Linked DNA regions of Homo sapiens: region 1 is linked to region 2. A link is an interaction called in ENCODE POLR2A ChIA-PET data of the cell type or tissue named here. Cell type or tissue: K562. All regions are shown on one strand. Each heading gives the region's core, and the rest is flanking DNA. Links, peaks and the distances in the headings are about the cores only. Region 1 overlaps CAND2 (cullin associated and neddylation dissociated 2 (putative)). Region 2 holds the start of LOC105376956 (a long non-coding RNA gene).

Region 1 (8,322 bases), core at 65-8,064, 54 kb before region 2:
AGGCTGAGGTGGGTGGATCACTTGAGCCTAGGAGTTTGAGACCAGCCTGGGCAACATGGTGAGACCCTGCCTCTACCAAAAAAAAAAACAAAACAAAAAACCTCATGATGCCAACTTCATAATCCTTGATGTGGACAGTAGCTTAGTGCTCCACACAGAGGTCAACAAAAACAGTTTTCCCAGTAGCCGTAGACTGCAGCCTGCAGAGGGTCAGCTCTTTCGGCTAGCCTGAGCCAAGAGCAGACGTCAGTATAGACGGGGACAGGCTGACATGCCCCCGAGGCTTGGAGAGGGCTGGGCAAGAACCAGGAGGGGCAGGCGTTTTGGCTTGTCGTGTTTTGGCACACCAGGTGTCTTAGCTTCAGGAGGTGGAAAGCAGACAGGTAGGGTCATCAGGCTCCTAGGAAAATGAGAGTTCCCAGAATGAAAGGCCAGTGGGCTTCGAGCTGGCCAGCTGGCCCCTTACAGAACCAGTGGATGCTCTGCTTGACAGAATGCAGGTACAGTGTTTGGTAACCTATGTGGTACCTACAGTAATTAATACTGAGTAAATCAAGAGCTGCTGTTGTTACTAGGTAGGTTAGTGATTTCAGTTAAGGCCTTCTTGGGTTGCTGGGTTCGTAAGAAGCAGTTGTCTGGCCTCAGGACTGGATGGAAGAACATTGTTGAGGACACTGTCTATTACATCACACAACCTTGAGAGACGAGAGTGTTAAGATGCAGAGGAGCCCTGCTTTGCCTAAACACCTATTTGTTTCTATCTCACGTGCACTGTTGAACCAGCCACCCGGTCACATTTCCTTTTTAGCACCAACTGCTGGGAAGCTTAGAGCCAGATGAGTGGTCTGCTTCTAGTAGGTTCCTGGGACTTCCTTATTGATGCTCTCTGTACATCTTCCTGCTAGTCTCCTTCTCACCTCCCTGCCTTCAGTCGTCCTTGGCCTTGTTCTTGTTTTCAGTTCACTTAATCTTACTCTCTTGTGCCTGTCTTCATCAGCCACCCTAAATCTTCCTGGGAGCCAGTCAGGCTGGCAAGGGAAAGAGGTAAAAGCTGAAAGTCTGAATTCAGTAACTCTTCCATTCATTCATGCCTTAGCACCAAATGGTAAACTTTTCCTCGAGGCTGAACATAAAGCCTGTGGGGTGGAAACACCTTAGCCCATTCACTGCATTGTGCTGGGGTTGGGCAGGGAGCAAAGGGGGCGAGCCACTGAGGAGAGATTCAGACGCAGGTGGAGCGTCCACCCATTCGTTTCCTTCATTAAGGGAATGTACTTCCCCTCTTTACTGGGCTTCTCTACTCAGAAAGCAAGCGGCAAAGCACAAGTAAGCAAGCTCTCTGTGACCGAGCCTGGAGGTGATCCGAGTTCTGTTAGGCCTCCCTGACCACCAGCCAGAACGCAGCCCCAGGAAGAGGGGCCCAGCCAGGAATTCTGGATCTGCTGTGTGGCCCTAGACATGAACTTAAACCCTCTGAGTCTCTCTTTCCTCATATGTCAAAGAGATGATTTTTATTGGTGATTTTATTGGTTCTTTTAATACTACTTTATTATTAATAGGATCATTGTTAGGACTCATTGAGATAACATGTCTGAAAAATCCCAAGGCCTGAGGGAAGGTCTTTGTTGGAGCAGTTCCTGTCTTGGTTATTGGTTCCCTGTTTGCAGCCTGTGGTGTTACCTGAGCACTGGCAGTCCTACTGTTTCAGCTGCAGCAGGAAGAATTGAGGGGAGATTCAAGGCTGCCAAGGGAAATGGTAGAATCCACTTTCCCAGAGATGGGGAGGGGGTACAGTTCTGTTTTCCAGGGAAGCAGGGGGAGGAGCCTAAGCACCTTCTGATCTGTGAGCCTCCAGGATTGGCCCCTGCCCCTCACTAACTCACCTCTTCTTGTCCTGCAGGTCGGCCACACACCCGGAGCACCGTCATCACAGCGGTCAAGTTCCTTATCTCGGACCAGCCCCATCCCATTGACCCCCTCCTGAAGAGCTTCATCGGTGAGCACCTACCTCTTGCCCCTCCACCTTGTTCAGTGCCCCCACCCAGTCCTTGAGCTTGGGCTGATGTTTACTACCCAATAGCCAAGGGCAATGGGAGACCCGGGAGGTGTGCCCATGATGGGCAGCAGGGCCTGGCCCTCCAGTTAAAAGGCCTGGGTTCACATCCCTGCCTTCCTACTGCCACTCAATCATGGGTGGGTGTGGCATGCCCATCACACCTCTAAGCCTCGCTTTCCTCATCTGTCAAATGGGCGTGAGAAACTCTTATTATCTGCATTTTCTAGAGTTGTCCTGGAAGCCCATGGGCAACTGAGGGAGAAGATGCTTCATCAACATATAGACTCTTGGGAATGGAAAACCACCAGCCTCTCACATGCCTTAGCTTTTGCGGGCCCCAAAGTGGGGCAGGGAAGAGTGCTCCCCCCGGCCCCGCCTGTCCACTAGATCGCCCTCTGTCTGAGGGGCCTTCTGGCCTGAGGAGCCCAAGCAGCCTTCACTGGGAGGAGAGGAACTGAGACCTCCCTCTGGGGCTCGGCAGGACCACTGGGTTTTTCCTAGGAAGGCAGAGCCCTCGCCCCTTCAGAGCTTGGAGCCTGCAGCCCCTCACTGGGCCACACTGGAGTCTCAGCCCACATCTAGGCAGGGCAGCCCAGTAGAGAGAGGTTTTGGAGCTCACCTGCCTCAGGTTCAAATCCTGGCCCTGCTATTCCCTGGGTGTGTGAGTGTGGACAAGTCTTCTCATCCTCAGCTATAAAATGGGGGTGCTGGGCCAGGTGCGGTGGCTCTCGCCTGTAATCCCAGCACTTTGGGAGGCCAAGGCAGGTGGATCACCTGAGGTCAGGAGTTCAAGACCAGCCTGGCCAACACGGTGAAACCCTGTCTCTACTAAAAATACAAAAATGAGCCGGGTATGATGGCAGGCACCTGTAATCCCAGCTACTCTGGAGGCTGAGGCAGGAGAATCACTTGATCCCGGGAGGTGAAGGTTGCAGTGAGCGGAGATTGCACCACTGCACTCTAGCCTGGGCGACAGAGCAAGACTCCGTCTCAAAAAAAAAAAAAAAAATTAGTTGGGCATGGTGGTGGGCACCTGTAATCTCAGCTGTTTGAGAGACTGAGGCAAAAGAATTGCTTGAACCCGGGAGGCAGAGGTTGCAGTGAGCCAAGATCGTACCATTGCACTCTAATCTGGGCAACAAGAGCAAAACTCTGTCTCATAAATAAAAAAAAAGGAACGGTTGTGCTGATACTCATCTGCCAGGGGCCTGTTATGTGGGACCAAGGGGCCAGCAGACGTGACCGTGTTCTGCACTGGAGAACACGTGCAGAAGCTCTAGCAAGGTCATCGGCAGCAACTTTGTCCCTTGCCCTAATGCAGTGGGCACATGCCCCCCCTCCGGCCTGATTTCCTCCATTGTAACGGAGCTGCCCTTGGCTAGCACCACCAGCGACCTTCACATGGGGGTTCTGGCTTGCTTTAAAACATTTGAACTGGTTTTTGAGCTCTCACTGTGTATCAGGCACCACACTAGGCCCTTTAATATACCTCATCATAGTGGATGCTCACAAGCAAGGAGCTGTGAGCATCCTTGCTCTGCTGGGAGCCTTCCTGCCCTTCCCAGTGCATCACATCAGGGGCACATGGAGGTGGCTTGTCCCCTGGCTGGCGATGGTAACTTTGATCACCCAGTTCAGGTGGATACCGCCATGGTTTCTCTCCACTCTAAAATTACTCTTTTTTTCCTTTGGAATGAATATGAATTTTTGAGTACATAAAATAAGTATTTTATGTAAACATCCTTGTTCTCATCAATTTTTTTGCCCACTAGGTTTAGCATCCACGGTTGTTTCTTGCCTGGGTCAATGATTACTGTGATATTTGCCAAATGGTGACTTTCTAGTTCCATTATTCTTTCCATAGTTACAAGTTTGCATTCTACTGTCTGGAAGAACTTTTTCTTCTCTCCCACTTATTTATTCATCAATTTATTTGTCATTAGAGACTCATGGCTTCTTCCCACTTCATTCCGTGGGCTATACTGTTACTGTCTTTAATTTTGATGCATTGGAAGCCCTTCAAGCTGGTTCCTATTTTTTATTGACATGTTTCAATCTTTTTTTTTTTTTTTTGAGAGAGTCTCACTCTGTCACCCAGGCTGGAAGGCAATGGCACAGTCATACCTTACTGCAACCTGCCTCTCAGGCTCAAGCAATCCTCCCACTTGAGCCTCCCAAGTAGCTGGGATTACAGATGTGCGCCAGCCACCACACCTGGCTACTTTTTAAATTTTTTTTATAAAAACAGGGTTTTGCTATGTTACCCAGGCTGGTCTCGAACTCCTAGGCTTAAGTGATCCACTCACCTTAGCCTCCCAAAGTGCTGGGATTCCAGACGTGAGCCCCCGTGCCCAGCCTCCATCATTCTCTTAAGTGTATCCTTGCTTTTGGCACGATGAGATGCTCCAGATTCATTGCGAACCTCTCCTGCCCCAGTCCTGGAATCAGCCATTTCTCCAAGGAGTCCTGATTCCTTTTAGTGGAGAATGGTATTTTGAATCCAAAATCTGGACACTAGATGTGCCTGTTGCTGTTGGGGCCTCATTGCTTCTAGGCCCTCTCAGCAGACAGAACTAGGAAATGCATGTCTATACGCAGAGACACAAACACATACGTGTATACATGTGCTTCCAGATGCACACCCATGCACATCTTTCTTTGTCCCTCCTTCTTTCCCTCCCTGCCTCTCTTTCTCTCCCTCTCTCTTCTTTCTCTTCTACCTACCTACCCACCTATTTTGAAAACCTTGAGTTCATAGCTGCTTCGTATTGCAGTCTAGCCCCCTTTCCATATGTGTAACTCCTTTCTCTTACAGTAAGAAACCCAGCTCCCATTATCTACAAGATATTTATTTTCTTAATCCTGAAATACACAGAAAGTAGTCTGAGAATTGCTGACTCTTATCTCTGTGAAAACTAATACTCGTGTGTAGTTTTTTTGTGTTTCGCTAGAGGGCAGCTAGTCAAAATACTCGAAGTGGCTTGGTTTGTTCTCTCCTTCATAAGCTGGGTGGTTATGTGGATCATTTTAAATACAGTTTTTGTTGGTTTGTTTTTGCAGGGGGTGGGTATGGGTACGGTGGTTCACTCCTGTAATCCCAGCACTTTGGGAGGCTGAGGCGGGAGAATAACCTGAGGTCAGGAGTTCCAGACCAGCCTGGCAAAACCCCATCTCTACCAAAAAATATAAAAATTAGCCAGGTGTAGGCTGGGCGCGGTGGCTCACGCCTGTAATCCCAGCACTTTGGGAGGCCGAGGCGGGCGGATCACAAGGTCAGGAGATCGAGACCATCCTGGCTAACACAGTGAAACCCCGTCTCTACTAAAAATATAAAAAAATTAGCCGGGCATGCTGGCGGGCGCCTGTAGTCCCAGCTACTCAGGAGGCTTGAGGCAGGAGAATGGCGTGAACCCGGGAGGCAGAGCTTGCAGTGAGCCGAGATTGCGCCACTGCACTCCAGTCTGGGCGACAGAGCGAGACTCCATCTCAAAAAAAAAAACAACAAAAAAACGGGGTGTGGTGGCACACGCCTATAATCCCAGCTACCTGGGAGGCTGAGGCCTGAGAATCGCTTGAACCCGGGAGATGAAGGTTGCAGTGAGCTGAGATTGTGCCACTGTACTCCGTCCTGGGCGACAGAGCGAGACTGTCTTTTGACTCAAACAAAAAAATGATAAATACAGTTTTTTTGCATTTTGGTTTTATTTTTAGGGATTCCCCCATCCTTATTTCTTTATTAAGTATATAAAACATTAACAATTCTAAAATGTTTAAACTATAATGGCTGGGCGTAATGGCTCATGCCTGTAATCCCAACACTTTGGGAGGCTGAGGCAGAAGGATCACTTGAGTCCAGGAGTTTGAGACCAGCCTGGGTAACATAGTGAGACCCCCATCTCTAAAAAAATTTTTTTTTCCAAACCAACATGGCACATGTATACCTATGTAACAAACCTGCACGTTGTGCACATGTACCCTAGAACTTAAAGTATAATAAAAAAATTTTTTTTAAGTTTAAACTCTATATCATAGTCCTTTTCTGCTACTATAACAGAATACTACAGATTGGGTAATTTATAAAGAAGAGAAATTCATTCCTCACAGTTGTGGAGACTGGGAGGTCCAAGAACATGGCACCAGCATCTGGTGAGGGCCATCCCATGGTGGAAGGAAGGGCAGAAGTGAGCATGGGAGACAGAGAGACGAGAGGCGGGGCTTAACAGGAGCTCCCTCCCATGATCACTGACCCACTCCTGTAGTGACGGCATTAATCCATGCGTCAGGGCTTCACCCTCGTGACCTAATCACCTCTCAATACTATTACCATGGCAATTAAGTTTCAACATGAGTTTTGGTGGGGACATTCAAATCATAGCACTGTACAAGTCTGGGCACAGTGGCTCATGCCTGTAATCTCGGCACTGTGGGTGGCCGAGGTGGTGGATTACTTGAGGTCAGGAGTTCGAGACCAGCCTGGCCAACATGGTGAAACCCCGTCTCTACTAAAAATACAAAAATTAGCCAGGCATGGTGGTTCGTGCCTGTAATCCCAGGTACTTGGGAGGCTGAGGCAGGAGAATCGCTTGAACCTGAGAGGTGGAGGTTGCAGTGTGCCGAGATCACACCACTGCACTCCAGCCTGGGCAACAGAGTGAGACTCTGTCTCAACAACAAAACAAAACAAAAACAAATCATGGCACTGTACAAAAAGGAGTATCCTGAGAAGTGCTGGTGACTCTGTGTAAGTTTCTTGACCTCTCTGATCTTTAAGAGCCTCACCTGTAATAACAAGTTCACATTCACAGAGTCCGTGCTGTGTGCCAGGCACTCTGCTCTGTGCTTTTAATGCATTACCACATTCAAAAAATTTTTTTCTTTTTTTTTTTTTCAAGATAATGCTGAGGCACCACATTTTAAATTCTAAAGACAGTCCCATAGCATAGGTTCTGTTACGACTCCCATTTTACAGATGAGGACATTGAGGCTCTCCAAGGTCCCACAGTAAATTGGTAGAGCTGGAATGGAAGCCACATCAGCTCAAGCCCACATTCTTATCTGGCCTTTGAAGGGTTGTTTGTGCCTGGCACAAAGTAGATGCTCACCACACCCAGCTTACCCCCATTCAGCCAGTTCTGCACGTGCACAGTAACCAGATGGCCGGGGTGGTGAGGGAGGTGACTTTGTGCTTTGGCTGTGCATCCCCCACGCCCCTCATGTTCTTCTGCCAGGAGAGTTCATGGAGAGCCTGCAGGACCCAGACCTGAACGTGCGCCGTGCGACTCTGGCTTTCTTCAACTCAGCTGTGCACAACAAGCCCTCGCTAGTCCGGGACCTGCTGGATGACATCCTGCCCCTCCTCTACCAGGAGACAAAGATCCGGCGGGACCTCATCCGAGAGGTGTGGAGCAGAGCTGGGGACCCAGGGGAAGCTGGGGGTGATGCCACCTCTCATGCCTCACTGTTAGGGCATTATTATCTCATCAGAGCAGGTGCCGGGGCCACATGGCCTGGGTCAAGTCCTGCCCTGACTCCGAGCTGTGGGACCCCAGCCAGGGCAACCTGATCCTCTCTGAGCCTCAGTTTCTCCTCGTGAGCACATGAGGGTGCTAATTGTGTCTGCGTCATAGGGTTGCTGCAACAATTTGGTGAGTGAGGTCCTGTAAGTGTTCAGAACCACCGCAGGCACACAGCCAGCGCTCAGTAAATGTTGATGTTTGACAGGTGTTCACTGAACATCTGCACTGCGCCCAAGTGCCAGGACTCAGAGTTGGGCCTGACTGGGTTTCTGCCACCAAGGAGTTCATCGTGGCCCCCTAAAGGACAGAGATGCCAACTCTGCTGATTACAGACAGCCCCCGCCTTACAATGGTTCAACTTTACAATGGTGCAAAAGCAGTAGCGTTCAGCAGGCTCCTCACCTTATGATGGGATTGCTTCTGGAAGCCAACTTACAATGGACCTATTGTGATGTAATCCCATCATACACCAAGGAGCAGCTGCGTTTCACTTAGAGCCCACCTGGTAAAGGAAGGATTCGGGGGCAGAGGTTAAAGGTGATTTAGTAAGTTTGAGCTGTGGAATACTAGCAGCATTGAGGCCCTTTAAGCTGGGCTTTGAAGGGTGAAAAGGTGTTTACCATTAAAACAGGGCTTCATGGTTGAAAGCTTCAGAAAGACCTGGGTGTCTTTTTTGTTGTTTTTTTTTGAGACAGGATCTTGCTGTGTCACCTAGGCTGGAGTGCAGTGGCACAATCACAGCTCACTGCA
Region 2 (8,322 bases), core at 147-8,146:
TTGGAAAAGTGGCAGGTGGGTCACAGACACTCTGCTGCTTTGCGCCCTCCCTGCACAGAAAGGGGGCTGTGCAAACCCTAGTTTAGGTGGCATGCAGTCATATGATCCTCTCAGTTACTCAGAAAAATTGAAAGGAAAAGAGACCTCAGGGAAGTATCAGGATGACCCCACCCACAGCAAATCATTATTAGTGGCTCTGAAGGGCTGAGGCTCTGAGTGGGTGCAGGGCAGAGTCCCACACATTGCGCATGGCCTCTCCACACTCACACTGCCTGGTGAACATTTTCAGAAGGACCAGCGGCCCCTTCAGGTCCCGTCTGCCTGTGTTAATCATGCTGAGAGGTTCCCAGGAGGATCCCGAAGGCCTGGGAACCAGTTGTGCTGGGGTCAGAGTGACGGGGGTGTGGTCCCCAAAGTGCCTTAGGGGGCCACTTGTTCTGCTGGGCTCCTGGCTGTCTAGTGTGGCATTGGCCTTTCTGCTGCGATGGTTTCCCCTTTTGCTAAAAGTGGCACGGAGCCATCCCCCCTCAGAGGCCTGACGGAGGAGTGAGCCTTCATCGAGGCCCAGGTTGAAGGGGTGCTTCTGGGTGAGGCAGGTGTCCTGGGGGTCTGGGGAGGGTTGATGGCAAGACACAGCAGCAGCCCCGAGGGATGGAGGGGGTGATGGGAATGGGGGCTTTCATAAGGCAGGTTCCAGTTTCCCAGGAACCCAGTGTTTCCATTTCAGGCAGTGAATCTATGGGTGCAGATGCCCATCAGCACCTATCAGGGAGCTTCTTCATGGGTTCCTAAGGGGCCTGATGAAGGTCCAGAAGGCCCCGCCCATGTGCATGGCCAGTGGCTCGGTGTGCACAGCCTTGAACATATGGTGACCCTGCCCACTACTGATGGTGGTCAGGGACTATCCTGGAGTTCAACCAGTCATATAAGATTCTCCTTCCCCAACAAAGAGCAGGAACGGGAAGCAAGAAGCAGGCTGGGGCAAGCATGGGAGTGTTGTGGAGCCTCTTGTCTCCCCAGTGTGCCACTGTCCTTTAAATCCACTTTGGGGTTGAGGGTCCCCCAGGTGTCAATACTGAATCTCCCTCCACCCAGTGCCAGTTTGCAACCCCAGAGAGAGGGTCCCTGTGGGTCCTGTTTGAGCTCCCCACCAAGGGCCCCTCAGAGTCTGTGCCTCCAACTTGCTGCCGTGCCGTGTCCCCTCTGGGAGTGCCAGCCCTGTGAGAAGAGGAGCCTTCCCCAGGCCTGGCTTTCACTGGCATCGGACAAGTTGTTTCTGGCCTGTGCCCTGTGGTAGACCTTGACATCTCTTCTCTAGAAGCCTGGGCTCCAGGCTCAGCGAGCTGGGCTGAGTCAAGACACCATAGGGAAGGGGCTCCAGGCAACAGGGCAAAACCCACAGACAAAGCTCCTTCCAGTGTCCACCCAGGCCGGGCCTAAGGAGCCATGTGGCCCCAAGTGCAGGCCAGGCTACCTTGGCTTGTTCATCTCCCTTTGTGGCCAGCGGCCTCCTTTTAGAGGAACATTCTTCTTGGGAGGAATTGAGAGCCATAGAGGGTGGGGAGCAGGCCTGAGAAGGGCAGACTCCCTAGAGACAGCCCAGAGAGCAGGGTCAGGCAGTGGGGAAGCTCAAACTCTACCAACCAGCTGAGGACACTGAGGTGCAAGAGAGATCGGGTAGCATTTTCCATGATATCCGGACAGGAACAGATGGCAAAGATTTGCTGTTTACCCCATCCCAGGCTGCACCGCACCCGCCCAGCCACTTCCCAGTTCTCTGCTTTGTCCCCCTTCTCAGGTTCTGAAATCATCCTGCTTTACACCTGTCACTCCCACTGAAGCAGGGACCTTGCCTCCCCCACAGCCACACAGGTCTCGCATCCAGTAGGCCCTCAGTCAATATTTGTGGAATCAGTGAGATGGGATTCAAGCCCGAGATGTGTCTGCAGAGCATTGGAAGTGCAGCCCTGGGTCCGAGAGGCCACCCAGTAGAGCAGGCCTGGGGACCCGCAGGGGCAGTGGACGCCTACTGTGACTCTGGGGAAGGCTGGTGGAACTGTCACTCACTAAGCTTATTTCCTCATCCAATCTTGGGGATCCTGAGCTCCCTACTTGGCAAGCCTCATGGGTTCACAGCTACCTCCAAGGGTTTCCTTCGCAAACTCAAATCAGACTGCTCCTTACTTGCCAGCACCTATTACTAAAGAAGGGGGAGCAGAAAGAATTGGGGTGTCATAGTGACAGTGGTAAGGAGAAGGCAAAGAGTTTTCCACTTCTGGCGATGGTAGCGGTGGCAGCCACCTGGCCCAGGGCACCATCTCTTTTCTCCTGTCTGTACCCTGCTTCCTCTGCCCTGCCACTTCCCCCTTCCTCCCCACTCCGCTCACTGCAGTCTTCTCTCCATCTTTCCAAGGTAGATGCAGCTTGCTGCTCTCCTGATGCCCCAACTAAGGCTATGGCTTCTGGTGCCTGCTGACCTCTTGGACTTTATTTCCCTGGCCCCTCCCCCACCTCCTTTCTGTTTGTCCCAGCCCCACGCCCAACTCCCTCTCCCCCAGCTCGTCCTTTGCCATTCATAATCCCCCCATCTTCATTCCTCTTCTAGGTTTTCTCTGGCTAAATTTTCTTTTATACACTTGCTAATATCTGTCTCCTTTTCCCTAGACTTCCTGTGCAACACGGAATGATGAAAATCTAGACACAGGAATCTCACTCCCAGCCTAGCCAGGACCCAGGTTTTGTGAAGGGGTGTGGGGCGGGAGAAAAAGCAAACCCCACCAAACCAACACCCAGTCTAGAGCCTGATCTAAGTGCCACTCAAAACACGTTTCCTCCCTTTACTTTCCTATATCCTGATAATTCTTCCTGAAAAAGGTGGCCCCTGGGAACTGTCTAAAAGCATCATGGGATGGAAGGGCAAGGGTCCTGAGAGTTGGTCTTGCCATCCCTTTGTTTCCAGTTTTCTTGAAGAAGTCGAGCTCCAGAGAAGAGGTGGGGCCTGTGGGGCATTTTGATTACACTCCAAGTCTAATTCCCAGTCCAGCAATCCTGCCCCCAGAGGCTCCCTTCATCTGTCCACTTGGCCAAGGAAGGGGCGGGTTGGCCCACGACCCCTGCCTGGCTGCAGACAACATCAGAAGGGTGTCCATGTAGTGGGGGCCCCAGAACAATGTCTGCATGGAAAGGGTCCAAGGAGCTGGAGCCCTTTAGCCTCAAGAAGAGCATGAGGCACCCAGCACCCTTCTGAAACCTAAACCAAATTCTGGCCTGAGCCATTTTCACCGTCTGTGCCCTAGAAGGTTGTGAGGCCTCGAAGTGGGTCTTCCTGTTTCCCTGTCTTCTGAGGCCCAGGCCTTTCTCAGAGCCTCCATGGGTCCCACCCCTGTACCCATCACATGGTGTCTGGGCCCTGCCTGCCTGGCTCACACCCCTCACCCTGCTGCCCTATTTCCATCCCTGAAACAGTCCACTGGACACTGCCATTCCCTCTCTTAAAATACTTTCACAGGCCCTGACCGTCCCTTGGTCAATCTAGTGAATGTCACCCCCTCAAAGAAACCCTCCCTGAGCACCCCATCCGCAGTAGGGTCACCCCCATCTTCCACCTTCACTTTTCCTGGTGTCTCCTTCCTAGCCCCTATCTCTATGGGAGTTTTCTTCAGATAGACTAGACTCCCTCGCCCACCCGGGGGGGCCAGCGGGTCTGTCTTCTCTGTCCCTGCACACCAGAGATGATCAATGATCAGTTGCTGACATCAATGAAACAGGAAGGCCCCAGAGGTGCTGGGAGCCGTTCACTGCAGGTGAGAAGGAACCTTGAGGAAGTGGAGAGGACCCGAGTTAGTGTCCTCTCCCCACCCGAAGGGTCAGCTCCTGGCAGCTCTGCGACTCTGTGGCTTGGGGCGCCTCTCCCCTGTGCCCTTGACGGGTGGCCTGCAGGGGACGCGGCCGCACTCGGTCGGCTGTGGTCCTGCAGCAGCCGCGTCCGGGCGAGCGGCACTTAGGAAAGACAAACTCCAAAACCCAGGGCTCCAAAGGACCCATGGGAAGGTCGGGAGGCTCAGGAGAGTGACCCCGCGTCTGGGCCAGCGCTTTGAGGACCCTGTGGACCCAGCGGAGAGGGCCCGGGTGAGGGCTCTGGAGGCGCTGAGCAGGGCCGGGAGCCACGGGACCCGCAGAGGGCGCCCGTCCGCGTGGGGGCAGCAGCGTCTGGAGGGAGGTGGCCCCGGCCGCCCTCAGAAATCAGGCTCAGCCCGGGGGTCCCTGGCTCCGCCTCCCAGGCCGGGCTCTCTTTGCCCAGGCTGGGCGGGGCTGATGGCCGTTGGAAGCCCCGCCCCCCGCCGCTCACCACCTTGTGGCCCCGCTTCCGTCTCCATGGAGACCCGATGCAGCTGGACAGCCTGTCAGCGGCTGCTCTGGAGCCTGGGGCCTGCTCCGTGCGCCCTGTCTGCCCTCCGCGGGCCGTGCTGTCCAGGCTGGCCCGACAGCCTGACTCGAGACACCGGGATGCCTGTCCACGCCTCCACTCCCGGGCCACTTCCCCGTGGGGCGGGCAGTGGGGCAGGGCGGGGTGGGAATCTGCTGCAACCAGGGAAGGGAATTGCCCCCCGGGCACAGAGAGTTTGGAGCCTGGGGTACTGTCACCAACAGCCCAGGACCCCGCAGCTGGGCCCTCCCCTAGAGTCTTCCTGCAGCAGGGCTCTCCTCCCGAAGGGCTGTGAATGTTCCTCGGAGGTGGGGCTAAGCTAGAGCCCAGAGGTTTGCCCTGGGCACGGATCCCCCAGGTCACTCGCCTCCCATGGGCTGCAGTGAAGGAGGCTTTGAAGGGAGGATGGCCGCCTCCTCCCCTGCAAGGATATGAGCCCCAGGGAAGGCATTCCTGCTCTGGGGATTGCCTCCCTCCCAGACATCACAGCCAGCCCTTGCAGAAGCTTGGCCAAGCTGACCACTCTGTCAGTGATCTCTGCAAGGGAAGCTGAAAGAACATCCAGCCCCAATTGTGTTCCCTTTCTGCCTCAGGCTAGGCCATATCTAGGCCTATCAGGGAAGTTGGTCTCTTCATGAGCCCCCCTGCACAGACGTCTAAATGTCCAGAGTCCCAACAGAATAACAAAGGGTTAAAAACCATCTCCATATTGAAGCAGGCCGAGCTGAAGGCTGACTTCTAGGGTGCCCTAGAATGGTGGAAGCTGCACACACCTGACACCACCTAGCAGAGTTGGCTTCCAGAGGAACCTTTCGGTGGGTACCCACTGACCACAGGATGCAGGCCTTCAAGATGTGCCTTCAAGACCTCTGTTCCTGATGTGCCGTCAGGACCTGCGCCATGGGCACCTGCTGGCCTCCCCATTGCTGGAATCCATTTGTGCAGCCCCTGTGGTGATGTGCACACTGGGACTGGTGTTCCCAACTTGCCTGATCATAAAACCACTGGGGACCCGTTCCGTGGAACCAATACTCTCCACACCTCAGGGGCCTTTCTTGTCCGTGCATCTGTACCTCTGTTACCTCTGTCTGGGATGCTTTTCCACTCAAATTTTGTCCCAAGAAAACCCCTTCTGCAACAAGAAAAGCAAATCAAAAGCCAACGGCATTTATTATATCTTTCCCAGGGGCCATAGGCTTGCAGGCCTACCTGGCCAGGCAGATGATCCAAATCTGCCTGAGAGGCATGAGGTGAGGAGCTGGTGCTGGAGGGTATGGTGGCCCTGCCAGGGAGCATCTGTGGTTCCAGCGGCTGCAGCAAGCAGAATGGAGGCCTGGGGCTGCAAGACGTTTTGAAGAGACACAGGAATCAGCATTTTTGTACATGATCTTGGGTGTGTGTGTGTGTGTGTGTGTGTGTGTGTGTGTGTGTTAAACACTGGAGTCATAAAACTTCAGATTAAAAGAAAAACTGCAGAACATAAAACAAAACCCACCTGCAGCTCAGGGCTGGCCTGCAGGCCGCCTGTGACTGGTGCAATTTCCCACCTGTGCTGCCCGTGACCATGGTAAGTCTCCACTGCACACCCCACGGACACAGTCTCAGTCTGTGGCTGCAGCCCCGAGTGTCACAGAGGTCCCTCCCCATTGCCAGGGCTGTCTGACCCTGAGTCTGTGAGCTCCTGTGGGACAGGCGTCAGCTTCTTGACCTGGTTTTCCTTCATAACTGCTCTCTGAGGGTAGTGGCTGGCCAGAGATCCTTTGCCGAATGGATCCTGGAATCCAGCCCTGGTCCCTAGGCCTCTCCCCACTAGAGCTACTTGTCATTGGCAGGCTGGCCACCAGGCCATGCTCTTCTTCCCTTGACTTTCTGTCCCAGGCCTGGAAGGAAGCATCCAGAAGACTCCTCCTAGCACCACAGGACCCAGAGAGCAAGACAACAGAGCAGCAGGGTCACACCCTGGCTTGCAGGGCCAGCTTCTGGCAACTGCCACAGGCCTGCCACACTCAGCCGTAGGTTCCCAAACGCAGCCCAGAACAGCTGCAACTCCTTCTTGGGCCTCCTCTGACTGGTCTATGTGCTAACTAGCAACCTGCCTCTGTCCACAACCCAGGACCCCATGTAGACACAGCAGCTCAGAGGTCTCACTGTTCCTGGGAGCCCCTGCCTCCTCCAGACCTCAGCCCTGCCTGCCTCCAGAGGGGACAGTAGAATTACAACTTCCTCCAGGAAACATATTCACAAACATACTAGAAGGGCCAGGTGGAAGAGCAGTTCTGCTGGCTTTGGGCCTTGAGGTGTTGCGGGATTTTTAAGGAATCAGAGAGACCAATGGGGCTCAGGAGGATATTTATTAATTACTTAGGTGCACCGGCCCAGTCGGATTAACATCCAAAGGACTGAGCCCCAAACGAAGAGTTAACTTTTAAGCATTTTGTGGGTTGGGGGAGATTTGTGCAGGGGAAATACTACAGAAGTGAGAAACAAAGACAGTTATTCAATTGAAACATGCATTACATGATTTCTTACTTTTCTAGGAAAACGTGTTTTGCAACTTGAGTTTATCTGTCTAGTGACCTTGCAGCTGCACAGCTAGGGAAACAGGGTCTTCACAATGCCTGGGAAAGGAGGAGAGATAAGGCTCAACAGCCACAGAAAAACAGGCAGTTAATTTTAAAGGACTCCAGCTCTTTCTCTTTCTCAGAGGGAATTAGGTTTTCTTACATACAACTGAGTTTCTGCTTACACATTCTTTAATTTCTTTTAATTCCTGTTCCAGATGAAGAAAGAAGGGATTTCTTTTCCCACACAGAAACACCCCAAGCAGGAACAGAAACAGATCTTTTGTGCCCACCAATATGTGTCTGTCTTGCCCAGCCTGTCATTGTCCAGGGCTGTGGGTAGTGGAGGAGCCACTGGTTCTTGACTAGTTCTGCAGAAGCCCTGGGTCAAAGGCCTCCGCTGACAGCATCCAGAAGTGTGTGCTTCTCCATCCTGGCCACACTCTCAAATCACTGGGTAAGCCTTCAACACACCAGTGGTTCTCTCAGTCCAAGGAAATCCATGGTGCTGAAGATGGGGCCTAGGCATGAAGTTTTCTTAAAGCTCCAGCTCTCTAGTGAGTTTCCTGCCTTGGCACTCCCGGAGGCATTGCCTGGGCAACTCAGGGGCCTGCAGCCCTACCCAAGGCAGAGCTCCAGGGACTTGCGGGGTCAAAGGTGCCTGGGCAAGCTTCCCAGCATCCCAGTTTCCACACTGGCCACAGGGGTGAGAGCGACTGAGGTTGTGAAGAAAGGAAGGCCACTGACTTTCCAGGCCCTGCTCCACTGGGGAGGGGGGTGCCTGGGGGGCTTCTCTGCACTCTTTGTCTACAGCTTCCTTCAGCAGCAAAGCTGGCTGGAGTTGCCAGGGGATGCTTGCACAGCCTTACGGACCAAGAAATGAGTCCTAACTCACGTGTCCTCCCATACTGAGTAAAAATCTCTGGCCCCCACCATGATTCAGAGCCTGAAGTTCCAGAAACTCAGGAGGCTCAGCACCAGAACTCAGGAGCTCTCAGCCTGGGTGGACCCCTGGGTTTCTTTTCTTTTTTTTTTTTTTCTTTTGAGACAGAGTCTTGCTTTGTCACCCACCCAAGCTGGGCTGCAGTGGCGTGATCTCAGCTCACTGCAACCTCCGTCTCCCGGGTTCAAGTGATTCTCCTGCCTCAGCCTCCTAAGTAGGTGGGATTGCAGGTGTGTGCCACCACACCTGGGTAATATTTGTATTTTTAGTAGAGACAGGGTTTTGTCATGCTGGCCAGGCTGGTCTCGAACTCCTGACCTCAGGTGATCCACCCGCCTCAGCCTCCCAAAGTGCTGAGATTACAGGCGTGAGCCACCGCACCCGGCATGGAG

The links. Peaks named below come from ENCODE experiments on the same cell type or tissue, not always from the same donor. Only the 100,000 strongest peaks of a DNase experiment are listed, where the experiment ranks them.
Region 1: POLR2A ChIA-PET joins it to region 2 with 5 read pairs; 7 of 35 experiments call an interaction of 5 or more read pairs at or near these places.

The regions. Positions count from the first base shown.
Region 1 is chr3:12,818,186-12,826,507 of GRCh38, forward strand. CAND2 (cullin associated and neddylation dissociated 2 (putative)) reads left to right here. Exons shown (of 15, transcript NM_001162499.2): 11 at 1,901-1,996; 12 at 7,285-7,454. Among named protein-coding and RNA genes, the nearest start is that of SNORA7A, 18 kb to the right of the region's middle. In K562, for the core only: a CTCF peak has its summit at 5,016; a DNase peak (open chromatin) is centred at 5,003.
Region 2 is chr3:12,871,950-12,880,271 of GRCh38, forward strand. It overlaps LINC02022 (long intergenic non-protein coding RNA 2022), which reads right to left. Exons shown (of 3, transcript NR_136189.1): 2 at 6,956-7,044; 3 at 5,573-5,765. It overlaps LOC105376956 (a long non-coding RNA gene), which reads left to right and starts at 6,350. Exons shown (of 5, transcript XR_940601.4): 1 at 6,350-6,438; 2 at 7,206-7,444. RefSeq lists a silencer at 4,082-4,321 and enhancers at 4,215-4,728, 4,729-5,241. In K562, for the core only: a CTCF peak has its summit at 4,187 (motif pointing right); DNase peaks (open chromatin) are centred at 3,898, 4,362, 6,550, 7,442 and 1 weaker place; H3K4me3 peaks cover 933 bases.